2 separate regions of the Homo sapiens genome follow, and region 1 is linked to region 2. A link is an interaction called in ENCODE POLR2A ChIA-PET data of the cell type or tissue named here. Cell type or tissue: PC-9. All regions are shown on one strand. Links, peaks and the distances in the headings refer to the core of each region. The heading gives the core; the rest is flanking DNA.

Region 1 (9,008 bases), core at 670-8,669, 320 kb after region 2:
GCCATATGGATCCCCATGCAGGGAGAAAGATGTTTCAGATTCATAACATGTAGTCTATGCATTTGAGGAATTCATAGGCTTCTTATTAGAGAAATGATTTAAACACATTAAATGATTAATTAACAACCTGAATCTGAGTCAGTTGCAGTACAGACCACTGGGTCAGTTTTTTGGAGATGGAAGGAGCGACACGGAGACAGAAAAAATAACTTTTATTAAACATCTACTTCCTGCCATGTATTTAACGTTCAACTGCTCATTGAATCTTCCAATCACCTTTAAGACAGATATTATCATAATTACTATTCTAATTATTATTATTATTTCCATTTAACAAATGAGGAAACTAGAGACAGAATAAAACAATTTGGTTACACAGCCATTGAAGGGGCAGAGCTGGGATTTTAAGCCAAATCTGTCAAATTCTAATTCTTGTGGATTTTTTTTTTCTCACTGCAGCCTTGACCTCCTGGGCTCAAGCGATCCTCCCACCTTAGCCTCCCCAGTAGCTAGGACCACAGGCACATGCCACCACACCCAGCTGATTTTTTTTTTTTTTTTTTTGTAAAGACAGGGTCTCACTATATTGCTCAGGTGAGTCTCAAATTCCTGAGCTCAAGGATTCCTCCCTCCCACCTCAGCCTCCCAAAGTGCCTCACACAGATGTGAGCCACCACAGCCAGCCTTGTGGTCCTAATATTACATCAAATCCAGATTTGGACTGAAATTATTTGATTTAATGTAGGGAGAGAAAATTTCAGTGCGGATGAGGAATCTGAATGGCACGTGAGAGCTGGTAATATTTGGACAGACAGAGGAGGAGGGATGCTGTTCTGAGTGTGAGAAATAATATGAAAGGCAATGTGTCATGGAAATGGATGTGTGATGTCTGGCACCTAGAATAGGACCTGGTGCAGGGAAGATTGTAGGATGGATGGATGGACAGATGGGTGGATGGGTGGATAGATGGATGAAGAAGTGGATGGAAGAAGGGATGGATGGATGGATGAATGGATGGAAGGATGGATGGTGAATGGATGAATGGATGGGGGATGGATGGATGGAGGGTGGGTGGGTAAGCGGATAGATAGATGTGTGTATAATATGATGAGTGGACCAGTGCATGGGTGAGTGGGTGGATGGTTGGATGGATGGATGGTTGGATGGACAGATGGACAAATAGATGAATGGATGGATGGATGGATGGATGAAGGAGTAGGTGAATGGATGGAGGGATGGATGTATAAATGAAGGAATGAATGATACATATATATGGCATAATGGTCACTTATAAAACATAAGTACAAAAATAGTAGTGATTTTTGGCTGGGCACGGTGGCTCACACCTGTATTCCCAGCACTTTGGGAGGCCGAGGTGGGTGGATCACCTGAGGTCAGGAGTTCAAGACCAGCCTGGGCAACATGGCGAAACCCCATCTCTACTAAAAATACAAAATTAACCGGGTGTGGTGGTGTGCACCTGCAGTCCCAGCTACTCGAGAGGCTGAGACAGGAGAATTGCTTGAACCCAGGAGGCAGAGGTTTCAGTGAGCCAAGATCATGCCACTGCACTCCAGTCTGGGTGACAGAGCAAGACTCTGTCTCAAAAAATAAAGAAAGAAAGAAGGAAAGAAAGAAAGAAAGAAAGAAAGAAAGAAAGAAAGAAAGAAAGAAAGAAAGAAAGAAAGAAAGAAAGAAAGAAAGAAAAAGTAGTGATTTTTAAAAAGTATATCAAAATCTTAACTTGAAAACCAATGTTGTCCCTCAAATGTGTCATCTCCAAGAGTCTATGGATATTTTGCCAGGAGGATTTTGAAACTTTGTTTTAAATTTGTACTTTGGGCCTGGCTGAGGCAGGAGAATCGCTTGAACCTGGGAGGCAGAGGTTGCAGTGAGCCGAGATCGCACCACTGCACTCCAGTTGGGGCGACAGAGCGAGATCTGTCTAAAATTTAAAAAAAAATTTTTTTTTTTACTTTCCCATTTTGGAGCTGTGAGATTTTGGGGAATTTTCTTAACCTCTCTGGGCCTAGGTTTCTTCATCGATATATTGGGGATAATGCTTCACAACATTCTTCGGAGGAGAACCAATGCTTGTAAAGCTCTTAACACAGTGCCTAACACTCAATAATGATAGGTAAACTTTACATATAAATAAATACTGTGGAGCAGATTAATTCGAGGCCTTTTTGTGGCCAAGAGCCTACCTAACAAGCATGACCTATCATTTGTTAAAACCATTTTCAGGGAGACAGAAGTAGTCTAGACTAAAGTGTGCTAATTAAGACTCGGAACCACCCCGATTCTAAAATCCAAAAGATAGTTCAGCAGTGCAAGGACTTCAATTCAGGGACTTTGAAGATAGAGTCATGTTGAAATCTAAATGCACCCATTGTTTACTTACACAGCAAATAAGAGTGGATTGCATCTCTCCATGTGGACCCCTCAGGCTGCAGTCATTGCAGCTAGACTGTGGCCACAGCAAGAAGAAGTCATGACAGACTTTAACCAGGGCACAGGAAGAGGCCATAGGGCAGATCCAGGCTTGCAGAGCTTATAAGAGATGGGAGATCTGGCCAGGCGTGGTGGCTGACACCTGTAATCCCAGCACTTTGGGAGGCTGAGGTGGGTGGATCACAAGGTCAGGAGTTCAAGACCAGCCTGGCCAATATGGTGAAACCCTGTCTCTACTAAAAATACAAAAATTAGCCAGGCGTGGTGGCAGGCGTCTGTAGTCCCAGCTACTTGGGAGGCTGAGGCAGGAGAATTGCCTGGACCTGAGACGCAGAAGTTGCAGTGAGCCGAGATCATGCCACTGCACTCCAGCCTGGGCAACAGAGCAAGAGTCTGTCTCAAAAAAAAAAAAAAAAGAAGAAAAGAAAGAAGTGGGAGACGGAGACCTGGCTGGGCACAGTGGCTCACACCTGTAATCCCAACACTTTGGGAGGCCAAGGCGGGCAGATCACCTGAGGTCAGGAGTTCAAGACCACCCTGACCAACATGGAGAAATCCTGTCTCTACTAAAAATACAAAAATTAGCCAGGCGTGGTGGCGCATGCCTGTTATCCCAGCTACTTGGGAGACTGAGGCAGGAGAATCACTTGAACCCGGGAGGCAGAGGTTGCAGTGAGCTGAGATTGCGCCATTGCACTCCAGCCTGGGTAACAAGAGCGAATCTCCATTTCCAAAAATAAAAAAGGGAGACCTTCACTGAGGAAAACAAGAAACAATATTATGATTGCACATTTTACCAAAGCATATAACCACATGAGCACATTGCTAGGGTGCTTCCCAGTGGGGCCTTGCATGGGGTCAGAGCAAAGGCAGGATCCTGAAGCTTAGGCTTCACTAGCCTCATGATACATCCACCTCTGGTCCTAAGAAGCAGCCCCTGCCTCGAAATAGGACTGTTTTGCCTTCAATAAACACAATCTGATCTTGCATATAGACCTACGGAACCTCAGCACCTAAATATACTGCAGAAAGTATCTATCTAGCTCACTCATTTTATATGCAGGGAGAATGAGAAGTGAAGTGTTTCGGTCAAGGTCATACAGACTGGAATAATTAGAGCCTAACAGGCAAATGAATTCCATGGGAAAGAAGGTACCTTGGAAACTTTAAGCATGTAAACCTAAATTATCCTTTTGTAAATCGATATTATCCATACAAATAAAAATCTATTTTAAAAAAGGAACAGCATAACAAAAACATATTAATCTATAGACTATACAAGCAGTTGAGAATAGCTTTTAATAATATTTTCCAAGTATATGGCAAAGAACACTTCTTAAATTGCTTTGAAACTGTCTACCACAATTGAATCATTCACGCATCCAAAAACTATTAAGCATTATCTTATCCCCTGAAAGCAGAGCCCAGGACAAAGATTTGGATGCAGGTAGTTTACTTGGGAGGTGAGCCAGAAAACAGAAAGGAGGGGGCAGGGAGAGGAAGACAGAGAAGGAGGAACAGCCAACAGGAGAGTATGAGCTAGTTACTACTATGAGCAACTACGGTTCACTTCTGCGGGAGCCCCCATGAGAAATTGTGTAGCATACACCTTGGGTAGTTCCTCTGTAAGACTGGAGGCTTTTTATCCATAAACTCCCACCTCTCATTTGTTGAAGATTATCCTAGGGGCATGAACTCTCTAGCTCTTCTGGACTGTGCCTTTTTCTTTTTGCTTTTCCTTGCCTTGCCTCTTCAAAATCCCCAAGAAAGGTTTAGGAGCCAGGCGTGGTGGCTCACACCTGTAATTCCAACACTTTGGGAGGCCAAGGCGGGAGGATCACTTGAGGTCAGGAGTTCGAGACCAGCTTGGCCATGGCGAAACCCTATCTCTACTAAAATTATAAAAATTAGCCAGGCGTGGTGGCATGCACCTGTAATCCCAGCTACTTGGGAGGCTGAGGCAGGAGAATCGCTTGAACCCAGGAGAAGGAGGTTGCAGTGAGCCGAGATCACACCACTGCACTCCAGCCTGGGCAACAGAGTGAGACTCCAGAGTGAGACTCTGTCAAGAAAAGAAAGAAAAAGAAAAAAAAAAAAAGCTTAGGGAGCAGGAAGCATAGAACCGCCTACTACAGCTGTAGCTGAAATCAGAGGTGGGCTTCGGGGCTGTGGCATGGGCCCTCAGGAATGCTTGCTGCAAATATCAACCATGTACCAGGAGTCAATGTCTGTCTAATCCTCTATTTTTAAACCAGGCTGATCCACCTGCATAGTCCAAAGAGCCATGAATATACATCTCAAAGCCACACGGCAGTCATTCAACAAATGCCTGTCAGGCACTCACCATGGCTCCGGTATTGTTTTAGAAACTGAATAGAGAATGGTGAACAAGGCAGACCTTATATCTCTCTTGAACTGTATACTCTTGTGAGGCGGAGAAAATAAATAAAGAAATGAACACACAAAAACACAGACAACTTGTTTGCTAGTAGTAGATACCACTCATGCTGACAATTGCACTGTCGGCATGTAACTGAGGAAGCAGCTGCTTCAGGATGGCTGGTCAGGGAAAACTTCTTTGAGGAGGTGGCATTTGCAGCGATCTGAAGGACATGGGGCCATCATGAGAATATTGACAGGGGGCAGGGGACGAAGGGGATTCTGCAAAAAGGAAGCAGCTAGTGCAGAGTCCGTCAAAAAGCAGCTTGAGGTGGAAGCGGTGGCTCACGCCTATAATCCCAGCACTTTGAGAGGCCAATGTGAGCAGAGCACTTGAGCTCAGGAGTTCAAGACCAGCCTGGGCAACACGGTGAAACCCCATCTCTACTGAAAATACAACAGTAGCTGAATGTGGTGGCGCACGCCTGTAATTCCAGCCACTCAGGAGGCTGAGGCATGAGAATCATTTGAACTGGGGAGGTGGAGGTTGAAGTGAGCCGAGATGGTGCCACTGCACTCCATCCTGGGTGACAGAGTGAGACCTTGTCTCAATAAAAAGAAGCTCAAAGTGTGTGAGGAACCCATGACAGGCCAGGGTAGCCAGGGCGCCAGGCGAGGAGGTTGAAAAGGTCGTCAGGGTGAGATCATGCAATGTTTATGAGCTGGGGCTAGATGTTTGGTTTTTATTCTAAGTGTGTTGTGAAGTCATTAGAAGGTTTTAAAAGGAGGGTGGTATGCTGTGGTTTTGTTTGTAAGAGTTCATTTTGGCTGCTGTGTGGAGAATGGGGGTGAGGCAGGAGTGGAAGCTGTGGATTACCCATTGCTGTAATCTGGGTGCCTTGAATTGTGTGGCACCAGCAGAGAAAAGTGGAGAGTTTCAGAGCATATTTCTGAGGTCAAGTTGATGGCACTCTCAGGCACACTGAACTGAAAGAACTGAAGGATAGCTCCTAGATTTTTGGCCTGAGCATCTGGATGCCTGGGGATTATTTGTTGAGATAGGAAAAACTACATATATTGGTCTGGGTTCTCCAGAGAAACAGAACACATACACACATACACACACACACACACACACACACACATACACACACACACACACACACACACCAGAGAGAGAGAGAGAGAGAGAGAGAGTAAGGAATTGGCTCATGTGATTATGAAGGCTGAGAAGTCTGAGATCTGCAGGTGGCAACTAGAGACTAAGGCGAGCTGATGGTAGAGTTCCAGTCCAAGTCTGAAAGCCTGAGAACCAGAAGAGCCCATGGGGTAAGTTCCAGTCCAAGTCTGAAGGTAAGAGAGGATTGATGTTGCAGCTCAAAGACAGTCAGATATATAGAGAGAATTATTTCTACTCAGCCTCTTATTCTATTCAGGCCTCGACTGAATAAAGTCCATTCACCTTAGGGAAGACAATCAACTTTCCTCAATCCACAAACACAAATGTTCATCTCACCCAGAAACACCCTCCCAGACACACCCAGAGATAATGCTTCACCAAATATTGGGGCACCTTCTGGACCAGCTAAGTTGACACATAAAATTAACCATCACACCAGGGAAAGAATAAGATGACTATGATCATGCAGGGGATCAAGATTTCTGTTTGAGCCCCATGAATTTGAGGTGCCTAAAAGACATCCAAAAAAGTGACAAATGGACAGTGGGATATAGAAGCTTCAAGTTCTGGGATGAGCCCATGGCTGGAGATCTAAATTAGGAATTTACTGATTTAGAGATGGCTTTGAAGCCACAGAACTGGATGATGCCACCTAGTTAGAGGACAGCAAGTGTCCATGGCAGAATCCTGGCACACTCCAAGATACTCCATGTATATTCATTTGCTAGGGCTGCCATAACAAAGCATGAAAAACTGGATGGCTTAGGACAACAGAAGCTTATTGTCCCACAGTTCTGGAGGCCAGAAGTATGAGATTAAGGTGTCAGCAGGGTTGGTTCCTTCCGAGGCTGTGAGGGAGAATCTGTTGCATGCCCCTCTCCTAGCTCCTGGGGGTTGGCTGGCAACCTTCGGTATTCCTTGAATTATAGATGCAGCACCTCAATCTCCACTTTCATGTCCATGTATTGTTCTTGTGTGTATGTCTGTCCCTTGTGTCCAAATCTCCCCTTTTTAGAAGGACACCAGTCATATTGGATTGGGACCACTCTGATGACCTCATTTTAACTCTACTTCTCTGAAGATTCCATTTCCAAATTAGGTCACATTCTGAGGTACTGGAGGTTAGCACTTCAAAATCTTCTTTGTGGAGGATATAATTCATCCCACAATGCCATGCTAATTCTGCTGCCTCTTCTCTCTGCTCTGGACTTACAACCATTTCATTCCATTTCTGTCCAGATCCTGACCCCACATGCTCCTGTTCAGGGTGCCCGTAGAGATATTAGGTTGGTGCAAAAGTAATTGCAGCCTTTGCAATTACTTTTAATTGCAAAAACCACAATTATGAAAAATGCAATTACTTTTGCACTAATATAATAGTTCTGCAGTTTGATCTTTGGATAATTCCAAGAACTCTGGCTCAGCCCTTGTTCTAGTGGTTTGTACTACTGGTCATTGTGGTAAGAGTTCTGTGCCCAACTCTGACTTCTGGGACCCAAAACTTAACATCAACTCACCTGGGCTTCACAAGTTCCCATGAGAAGGGCATGACACCCAAGCACCAAACATACTTAATTTGTTAGAGAATTAGCAACCTACTCAAGGTGAGAAAACACAGTCATCCATAATGAATAAGACAAAGTTTGAGTGGATGGTTTAATTGTCTCCTGAGATAATGAAGAAATAAGAAACATTTAGACAAAATGGGTAAAGCTGTTGTCTTATTCTATTTGTGTTGCTATAAAGGTATATCTGAGACTGGGTAATTTATTTTTTTTAAAGAGGTATATTTGGCTCTCAGTTCTGCAGGCTGTACAGGAAGCATGGTGTCAGCATTTGCTTCTGGTGAGGACTTCAGGCTGCTTCCACTCATGGTGGAAGATCAAGGATAGCCAGTGTGTGCAGAGATCACATGGTGAGAGGAGAAGCAAAAAGAGAAGGGAGGTGGCAGCCTCTTTTTTAGCAACCAGATTTCTCAGGAACTAACAGACTGAGAACTCACTCATCACCGTGAGAACAGCATCAGCCTGTCATGAGGGATCTGCCCCCATGACCCAAATACCTTCCATTAGGTCCCACTTCCAACACTGGGGACCGAATTTCATTGTGAGGCTTGGAGGGGTCATAGCAGCAAGACTTTAGGAAGAGTGCTGAGGGGTACAGAAGAAGGAAACCTGGATGGCGTCACAGATGTGAGTTCTCATGCTTGCTCTGCCACTAACCTTGATCATATCAAGGGTGTCCTTGGTACAATCCACTTTCTCTTTTTGATCCACTCTTGCCTCATCTTTGAAATGCAAATGCCCTCCCAGTTCTAGCCATCTATGATGATAAGGTGGCCCTGGAAGCTTCAGCCTTATGTGACAGGATTGGATGCTGGTAGAGAGGTTGAAAGCAGAGAATCTGCTGGGAGATCTGAAATGGGATGGGCCTGAAGGCGGGCAAGGGCAGTGGAAGTTGGAAGGACTCCTTATGCCCACAGGTGTCCATGTAGATGCTATAGGAAGGCACAGACAAAAAAGCAAGATTTGAGCTCTCTTCTTGAGGGGCTATCAGATCCCTTTGTTCTAGGCTGGGAAATAGGAGCATCTCTTCCTGGACACTGAACATCTTGTGGTTTCCCTGACTCACTGTCTTCTTAATTCCCAGTATTTAATAAGCTCCTCCCTCTGCCTGGAACTCTTTTTCCACTTCTCTTAACAGTTCTGGCGGTGCCAGGTAAAATCCAGGACACTCAGTTAAATTTAAATAATGGAATTATTTTTAGCATTATTTGGGACTTCCTTATGTTAAAAAAATTATTTGTTGTTTATCTGAAATTCAAGTATAACTGGGCATTCTGTATCTTTATTTGAAAAATTTGGCAACCCTATTTTATTTTATTTTATTTACTTTTAAATTTTATTTATTTATTTAATTTGAGACAGAGACTCACTTGCTCTGTTGCCCAGGGTGGAGTGCTGTGGTGCAATCTCGGCTCACTGCAACCTCCCTC
Region 2 (9,008 bases), core at 391-8,390:
AGGACAAGAGTACAGGCTCTAGACCCTCCTTCAAAAGGAACAACTCTACTTTTATCTATTTTATATATTGTTGTGTTTACAGGTACTGTGGAAAATGCCCCAATGTTTTAAACAATTGTTTAAAACATTATGTCATACAATCTCCTCATTTTTCAGAGGAAGCAAGTGAGGCCCCTGGTAGGGAAGTGGCTTCGCCAAAATCACAGAAGTTCTAAGATAGAGCCAGACTTTAGAGGTGGCTCAAAAGGAAATACATGCTGACTTCTCACTGAGCTGCATGTTCTGCCGTGTATAGCCATAAGATGTGGTATGTATTCTCAGAGGCCGAGCTTTGAGAGACACTCAAGGAATTTCCAAGCAGCCAGGGTCAGTCACATAGAAGGGGCACACTTTCTTCCTATGGTAAAAGAAGGCCTCCACTTGTGATCATTTGGAGGGTGGCGGGAAAACAGTCAAAGATGCTGATGGCTTTGAGACTGTTGGTTTTCAGTGTTACTTTAGATGTTGTTTGGTGAAGGCTTTTAGCCCTGTTTCTTTCCTCTCCCTAGTGCCTCAATGGAGACGCCCATAGCCAGGTAAATCACCTCAACCAAAGGCGCCTGTTTGGAAAAGTAAGAGTCTGCTGTAACTTAAAAGGACAGGCAGGCTACATTCCCCAGTAGTGCAAGGTCAGTCAACCTGAGCCATGCTCTAGCCCTAGGCTCACAATTGCCCCACATCTGGGGTCCTGAAGGAGGGGGCCTCTCCACACTAGGGACTCGGCTGACTTACTGAGGAGAGAGAAAATTTGGAGTTTTCTTCATCCTATATGGGATAGTCAGGACTGGAAAGTACTATGCTCAATGTCTACAAGGATCTTCTAGTCCTCAGTGACCTCAAATTTGGATTTCTGATGCAATCTCTAAATGAAGTTATCAATATAGTCACAAAGAAAGAAGATGGCACAATCCTGCAACTTTAAACCCCTGCTCAATTACCCAGTCACACTACCTATATTGCAGTACGAAATCACTTTTTAACCATGTAATTACATTGTAATCAGCATAATTCTTATATATGTGATGAATCCATTACTTTGTTGAAGAAAAATTCATAATATATCAAAATTTGTGCTATTATTTGTATTGTTATATGGTGAGATCTGCAGGAAAAAAAAGAAAAAGAAAAAAAAGGAAGGAAAAGGTGCCTAGGTTTTGTCAAAGTCCAAAAGACTCTGCTTGTGCTCAGAGATCTTCTCAACCGTCAACAGTCTATAAGGTAGGTACCTTTATTATCTTCATTTTATGATTGATGAACCTGAGGCAGAATGAAGGCAGCTGCCCAATCAGCTTGTCAGGGTAGGGAGGGGGATCATCATCAAATCCAGGAAGACTGAGGGCAAAGCCAGAGCATCTTCAACTGTGCCACATGGGGGATGGGGGAAGGAGCTGAGAGACATAACCACTTGCTCCCTGGCTTAAACCCCCTTCAGCCCCAGAGGTCCCCTGTGGAACTCTAAGCTCTGCAGTACATAGCTGGAGAACCAATACCAGAGGCCAAGCTCCTCAACGATCAATGTTTGTTTCACCAATTCTAAAATCCCCAAAGGATGGCACAGCACAAGGTGAGGAGAGGAAATACTTCTTGAATCACACTTAAATGCCTTTTTTTTTCCTCTTTGGAGATGCTGTTCCTTTTTTAAAATCTATTAAATTCAACCTATAGACCACATGCAGTTCTTGTATTTAAAGAAACTATGCTACAAAAAGCACCACAATGACACACATCTTTAAAGTGAATAAAAATAGACTGTATTCTTGAAAACTATATTACTTTAAAACTATCATACTTGGGCTCTCTTCCATGGAACTATAGAGATTGACTTATTCATTCATTATATATGCATATGTATTAGCACTTTCTATGTGTAAGAACTCGGATGAAAAAGCTCGAACCAGGCCGGGCGCAATGGCTCACGCCTGTAATCCCAGCACTTTAGGAGGCTAGGATCACAAGGTCAGGAGATCGAGATCATCCTGGCCAACATGGTGAAACCCCGTCTCTACTGAAAATACAAAAATTAGCTGGGCGTGGTGGTGCATGCCTGTAATCCCAGCTACTCGGGAGGCTGAGGCAGGAGAATCGCTTGAACCAGGGAGTCAGAGGTTGCAGCGAGCCAAGACTGTGCCACTGCACTCCAGCCTGGTGACAGAGCGAGACTCCGTCTCAAAAAAAAAAAAAAAAAAAAAGGTTGAACTGGTCCCTAACACCTTCTAAAACCTTACAGTCTGGTGGGAGAGGAGTACATGACCACAAACAGGCAATTATAAACAGCGTGATGGGGTTAACAATAAGACCTGACAAAAACAGCCTCCCTGTCCCCTAGCCACCACCCCCACCACAACGAGACTAAAAACTTGAAGAGTACTGAATAAAATGTCACAAGGAAATATATGATGCATAGCTGAGATGGAAAGAAAAGGAAATTCTTGGTGCCAAAAAGGATAACACAAAGTGGACGCCGATGCTGAAGGTGCCTATGAATATGGGCCCTGTGGACTGGGGCCTGCAGTTTTAATGTTCATTTAATAATCCAAGATGTAGCCCTAGGCCAGAGCGAAATCTGAGCTCCCTGCCTAAAGTCTTTACTAGAGCCTGGGAGAGCCGCCCTACCTGTGGGAAGGTGCTGGAAATACTTCTCCTAACAGTCCAGAGAAGCTGCTAGGACTCTTGAAAGTCCATTCAGGACTTGGGTGGGGTTGAGGGAAACGTCTCCATAAGACATCAAAAGCTGTGTAAAGACCAGAGAGATTCTGCACCCTTCACCCAGTTTCTCCCAATAGTTAACAGCTCACAGAATTATGGTATAATGTCAAAGCCAGGAATTTGACATTGTTAAAATATGTATATATAGTTCTGCCATTTCATTGCAAGCGTAGATTCGAGTAACCACTACCACAGTCAAGATAAAACAATTTTGTCACCACAAAGATTTCCTGTGTGCAACCCCTTTGCAGTCCTACCCATCTCCCTCCTCCCAACCATTCCTGACCACTGGCAACCACTAATCTGTTCTCCATTGCTATAATTTTGTTGTTTCAGGAATGTTGTATAAACAGACTCATTTAGTATGTGACCTTTTAAAAACTGGCTTCTTTTACTCAGCATAATGCCCTTGAGATTCATCTACTTTGTTGCATGTATCAATCGTTTGTTTGTTTTTATTGCTGTGTAGAGTATTCCATGGTATGGACATGCCACATTTTGTTTAACCATTCGCTGCAAACATTTGGTGGTTTCCATTTTCTGGCTGTTACAAATAAAGCTGTCATGAACCCATGCATAGACTTCTGTGCTAAATTATTCATTCCTGTAAAAAGGAAACTGCATTTAGAAGGAAGAGTTGTATGTAAGAAGCAATAATAAGCAAATACATTGGGAAATGTGTTTAATATTTTAAAATAAGCCATGGCTCTAAAAGTAAATATGTGATAAGAGGTAAATATGTGATCAGAGGTACAACAGAGGTAGGCACAGGGTTCTAAGACATCACTGAGGAAGAATACATATTCCCGTTTGGGGAGGAGGAATCCCAAAGGGCAGGAAGGTGGTCCTTTGAAAGATTGTTCTGGGTTAAGAGGAGACCTATGTATTAGAAAGACCATGGCACATTGGAGGAAGTGCAAATAACTCAGTAATGGTCTCACTCCACTACAGCCATAGCAACTTTTTCCAATCCAGGGCCTTCTAGTTCTTTTTGTCGTTATTTGTTTTGTTTGTTAAAGACAAGAAAGAAACATCCCAACTAGTTACTAAGGAGGCAGGATCTCCTTAGGGACAGTGGAAAGTCCTAAAATAAATTTCAAAATGGTTCATATCTTGCTTTTCCCCAAGGAGAAGTTCAAATGAGTGGACCCAAAGTTAACACTCCCTCATTCATCCATGGTGCCACTGGAGACTCAATGGATGCTTAATACAATAAAATAATTTGTTTATTTCTGGCCTCAGAAGAAGCTGGCAAAGACAGAGTATAAAAGGGAGGAGGCATGCTGCAGAATGCTTCGCTCAGAAACTGGTCTCAGCTCCCTACAGAGGTTCCATTTCATTTCCTTTCAGTAGCTGTGGACATCTCGGGTTTCCAATGACATCAACAAACTTTACTCTTTTTTTCCTATTTCCACTTGACTGCCCTTCCTTAAACATGCTTCCCCCAAAAAGTGCCTCCAGGCAATTTTTTCTTCTTACTCATCTTTCTGTGTCATCTGTCTTTGTCTTATGGAGTTTGCCATTTCATTTTCCCCTTTGTATGGCCCACGTACATTTTCATTTCATATTTTATAATCCATTTTATAATAAAAATCTATTACCTACTAATTGTCTCTGGCCAATTCAAAGTCACATGCCACTCAAAAGAAACAAGAGACACAAGGAAGATGCTTTCACAGCTGCAATTCCATGACAGACTGAGAGTTTGTTCTTGACTCTTTAAAAACAAGTGAAGTCTTGGTTAAGTCCTATACACAATGGGAATGAAGTTATACTGGGTGTTTCCTAAAGCCATAGTATATTAGCAGACAGTTTAGAAAACTATATTGCCACAAGGAGCTACACAACTCCTTATGTTCATTTGGAGTTTAATGATATTAAATTCATTTGTTTGTTCATTGATTTATCCATCCATCCATCCATCTAACAAATATTTATTGAGCACCTATTCTGTTCCAGACTAGCTAAGTGCTAGCCAGGTGCTAGGATATAATGGTGAACAAAATTGAGACAGTTCTTTACTTCATGGAGCTCATTTTCTGGTAGGAACACAGAGAAGCAAACAAAAAATTAAAGTATAATATGATAAATGCTGCAATAGGGGCCTGGGAAGGACAAAGGGCTTAGCACAGTTCTGGAGGATCTTGTCCTGACCAAAGATTTTGGTGATGAGGCTTATGTGGCTTATGGCAAACCAGATATTTAGATAGACATGGAATCCTGGATAATCTAATTTCTTCCTTTGAATAAAACAGAATTTTCCACCACAACTAAACAGTGAGCTGAGACCTGGTGAGGATAGCACCTCCCCAAGAAAGACTCCGATCTTCATAGAAAAGATGGTCTACAGTGGGTACATCTTCACCTGTCATAATCACGTATCTGTCTTTGCCTGCAAACTTGGATACTCAAAGGAGCCTTCTATTGGAAACAGAGAATGCCTCCCTCAGTTTTAGTGATTTGGCCTTGGCCATGTATACGTCTGTATTTCTGTATTAGTCTGTTTTCATGCTGCTGATAAAGACATACCCGAGACTGGGAAGAAAAACAGGTTTAATGGACTCACAATTCCACGTGGCTGGAGAGGCCTCGCAATCATGGAGGAAGGCGAAAGGTACTTCTTACAGTATGGCGTTGGCAAGAGAGGATGAGAGAGAAGCAAAAGTGGAAATCCCTTATAAAACCATCAGCTCTTGTGAGACTTAGTCACTACCACAAGAACAGTACAGGGGAAACCGTCCCCACGATTCAATTATCTCCCACTGGGTCCCTCAACACATGGAAATTATGAGAGTACAATTCAAGATGAGATTTGGGTGGGGACACAGAGCTAAACCATATCAACCTCCTAAATTGATTCTTCAATCAGAACTGAGTCTTTCTGGCTTTTATTTCCCTAGCAACATAAATATCTGCTGGGAATGGAGGGTTAGCCTAATGTACTTGTCTAAGACGTTCTAAACTTTCAGTTCCTTTTGTCTTTCTAGTTTACACTTAGCCCCTGAAAAAGATAAAATAATTGTCCATTCAACATGGTACTAGGTACAGGTTACATTATTTCTGCTCCAACCTGTGTGTTTAGAGACCAATGGCAAAATAGAATATGTAAAACAGAATATGTTGATGCACAAATTGCATCTCCTTGAAAGATTATAACACTGATATCAATAAAAATATTTTTCATGTTGGGACCTCAAACAGAAGGATGCTTCTGATTCACACTATGTTCAAATCACAGCAAAACAACCATGTAATTTAATAGGAAAGAAAATAAACCCCCTAATTCAATGATACTCAGTTTACTATTGAAAAGACAAAAAAAAAAAACCTTAAATTACCCTAATTTTCTACTTTACAATTTTCCACTTAATTTTATGTTCCTTTGGCCACCAGTGAGTATGTGTTCTTCCTTTCATTCTTCTCAGACAGTAAACTTCTTGAGAGGGAGGGTCATGTCTCATGCTTTCTTTGTGTCCTGCCTGACTACTAAATGATCCTGGAATAGGTTAGATGGGAGGCAGTTCAGCACAAGGATGAAAGGTGTCAGCTTTGTGTTGTTCAAACACAAATCCCAGCTCTGTTACACACCAGCTTAAAATTACTTCATACCTCTAAGACTCAGTTCCTCATTCATAAAATGGGCATAATAGTAATGACCTTGCAGGACTGTTATGAGGCTTAACTGGGATAATATTTGGAGATGACTTCAATGTCCAGCAGATGGTAAACTTTTAGCGAAGTAGCAGTTCTCACAATTGGGTAAAGACTTTTAAAAAAAAAAAACACTAATCATAGATACAGAAACTAACCATAGATACAGCCTGAAGAGTGTTTAATGTAATGATTCCCAAACTCAGCTGGGGAGCATGTTAAAAAAAATAATGATTTTTCGACCCCTGTCTCTAAACTATTGAATCTCCCTAGGTGAGTCTTAACATAACCTGCAGCCTAGCACCGATCCTCTACAAACCACCAGGGTAAGGAAACCCAGATAATATGTCTGTAAAAATAACTGAAAAACACAAAAAGCTTTAAATGAACTGAGAACTTTAATGTAATTTAAGAGTCTAGGGGAAAGGGAGTTAGCCAATTAAAATGTTACTTTTGCTTTTGTCATAAAATTTCAGTGTGGGCAGCAACCTCAACATTGAGACAGCTCAATGAATATTAACCAACAACAAAACTGGTACCTCTTGAACGTCTTTCAAAGCCAAATATTTAGGTCTAACTTGAAGGTTCTCTTAATTGGTTGACCACTGAATTAGACAACTATACTTTTACATAGAAAATTATTTTCCTGCAAAAAGCAGTGTGTAGTATTGTCTTAGCCTTTCTCTATTTTACATAGGATTTCAATGGCTGTGATGTCTGTGGAGCCCTCCATTATAAATGGGCAAATTGGGCAAGCCCTAAAAACGTGCAGCCATCCTACTCTAGGCATAGATGGGGAGAAAAACAAACCCCTTTTCAGCCTTGATTCTCAGCCACTTAAAGCATTTACAAAGAGAAGCCCACTTTGGCTGCAGTTGAGAAAGCTATTAAGATTCCAAGCACCTTACAGTAATACAAGTACCTTGTATTTAGGTAGCACTTTTCCTTTCAAGAAAGTCCGTACACAGAACAGACATTAGCTCATGACTCCACATGCAAAGGATCAAGGCCTGAGATAATCATACCCTGGTTGGACTTGAAGAAACCCAGACTCGGGCAGAGAACTTGCCTAAGGTCCCCTGACATGTCACCAACTGCCAGAACATAGCCATGATCTCTCCTCACCCAATCCTGGCTCCACTCAGGCTCTCTACTGCACTGCTGGTAAAGTCCCTTTCCCAGTTTTTGTTTTTGTCTAACCCCCTCTAGCGCACTGTTAATTCAATTATTTCAAAGCTCCAAACTGTGAGGCGTGAAAGGGGGGAAAAAAAGAACTATTTTCAGAAAAATATATTAAAAGTGTGATTTATACCTTCTGGCTGTCCCTGGAAATCAAGTGTTTAAGTTCATGGGATTGAGGGACTCCTGGATTAGTGGAAATTATCTTAATCAGAGAGATAAATTTAAGAGGATTACTATCATCCTGCAAGACAGTAAGATGGTTTTGCTCCAGCCATATTAGCCTGGGCGTGTAGAATCTGGATGGCTGGCAATGTTCAAATACTTAATTCACCTGAAATTGCACCAGTTTAAAATGTTTCGCCTGTCTGGACTGGGTTTCCTGCACCATGTCATTACTGATAGCCTGGGGAGATCAATAATCAAAGTTAAATCGAGGAAAACATTAGCAGAGCATAAGTTGGGACGAGAATCTCTTCCCAGAGCCTTTTAGTTTAATTTCTCCCTCTTCTGAAACCCCACAGTATTTTATCTGTTCCACTCTTAAGAGACTTTGCACTTTGTAAGGTGATCTACAGTTTCTTTGGGGGTACATCTTTTTAATAAGATTGTATGCTTCTTGAGGCTGGGGATGAGATTTTACTTTCTTCTACGTTACTCACAGTATCTCACAGTATCAATGTTGCACCAAACTCATAGTAGGTAGTCAATAGACGTTTTCTGAATGCATAGGTGATATGATAGCTGCATGCTCCCTATATTATCACATTTATTCCTATAAGGTAGTGTAGTAGACTATAAAATGCCCACAATTTATTCCTCCCTGTATCCACATCTTTTTGTATCTCCTCCAATGAAGAGGTGGAGTGTATTTCTGTACCATTGAATCTAGACTTGCTTTGGCTAATAGCATGTGCCGAGATCACCTTGGCTCAGTCCAGATCAGAGAACCGCCTAACCAATCTTTTTTGATAATAGCTATAATAATAAATAATAGCTCATTTATTCTTCAGCTAAATAAATGCTCATTGTTTTAAGACACTATATTTTGGGGTAATTTGTTATATAGAATTATTTGTGGGTAATACATGTCCATTTACAGATGAGAACTCTAAGGCTCAATGAGGTTAAGAACTAATCTAAAGCCATAGATTGACAAAGCCAAGATTTGAAATCCAGTCTTTCTGATTGCAAAGCCCATAATCATTCCACTAAATAAGCTGACCAGATTTCAAAAATCCTTGTGCATTCAGAAATAAGTTTGAGAAACTGAAGGCAAAAGACAAATGGAGGGAGGAACTTACTTTCATTGTTGTGAAGCGCTACGGAGAACTGCCTATTAGAGTCATCTTAGTCTGACAGGGTCTTGTGTTGGCAGCTCATTTAATCAAATTTGAGAGAGGCAAAAGTACAGGAGGTCTCTTTCAAACAAT

The links. ChIA-PET counts read pairs that join two places held together with the same protein. Peaks named below come from ENCODE experiments on the same cell type or tissue, not always from the same donor. Only the 100,000 strongest peaks of a DNase experiment are listed, where the experiment ranks them.
Region 1: POLR2A ChIA-PET joins it to region 2 with 13 read pairs; 2 of 35 experiments call an interaction of 5 or more read pairs at or near these places.

Annotation. Positions count from the first base shown.
Region 1 is chr1:63,678,898-63,687,905 of GRCh38, reverse strand. All of the region lies in intron 1 of LOC105378771 (a long non-coding RNA gene), which reads right to left. Among named protein-coding and RNA genes, the nearest start is that of PGM1, 90 kb to the right of the region's middle. In PC-9, for the core only: no CTCF peak of the experiment used is centred there; no DNase peak of the experiment used is centred there.
Region 2 is chr1:63,995,352-64,004,359 of GRCh38, reverse strand. All of the region lies in intron 1 of ROR1 (receptor tyrosine kinase like orphan receptor 1), which reads right to left. Among named protein-coding and RNA genes, the nearest start is that of ROR1-AS1, 110 kb to the left of the region's middle. In PC-9, for the core only: no CTCF peak of the experiment used is centred there; a DNase peak (open chromatin) is centred at 4,149; H3K27ac peaks cover 1,199 bases.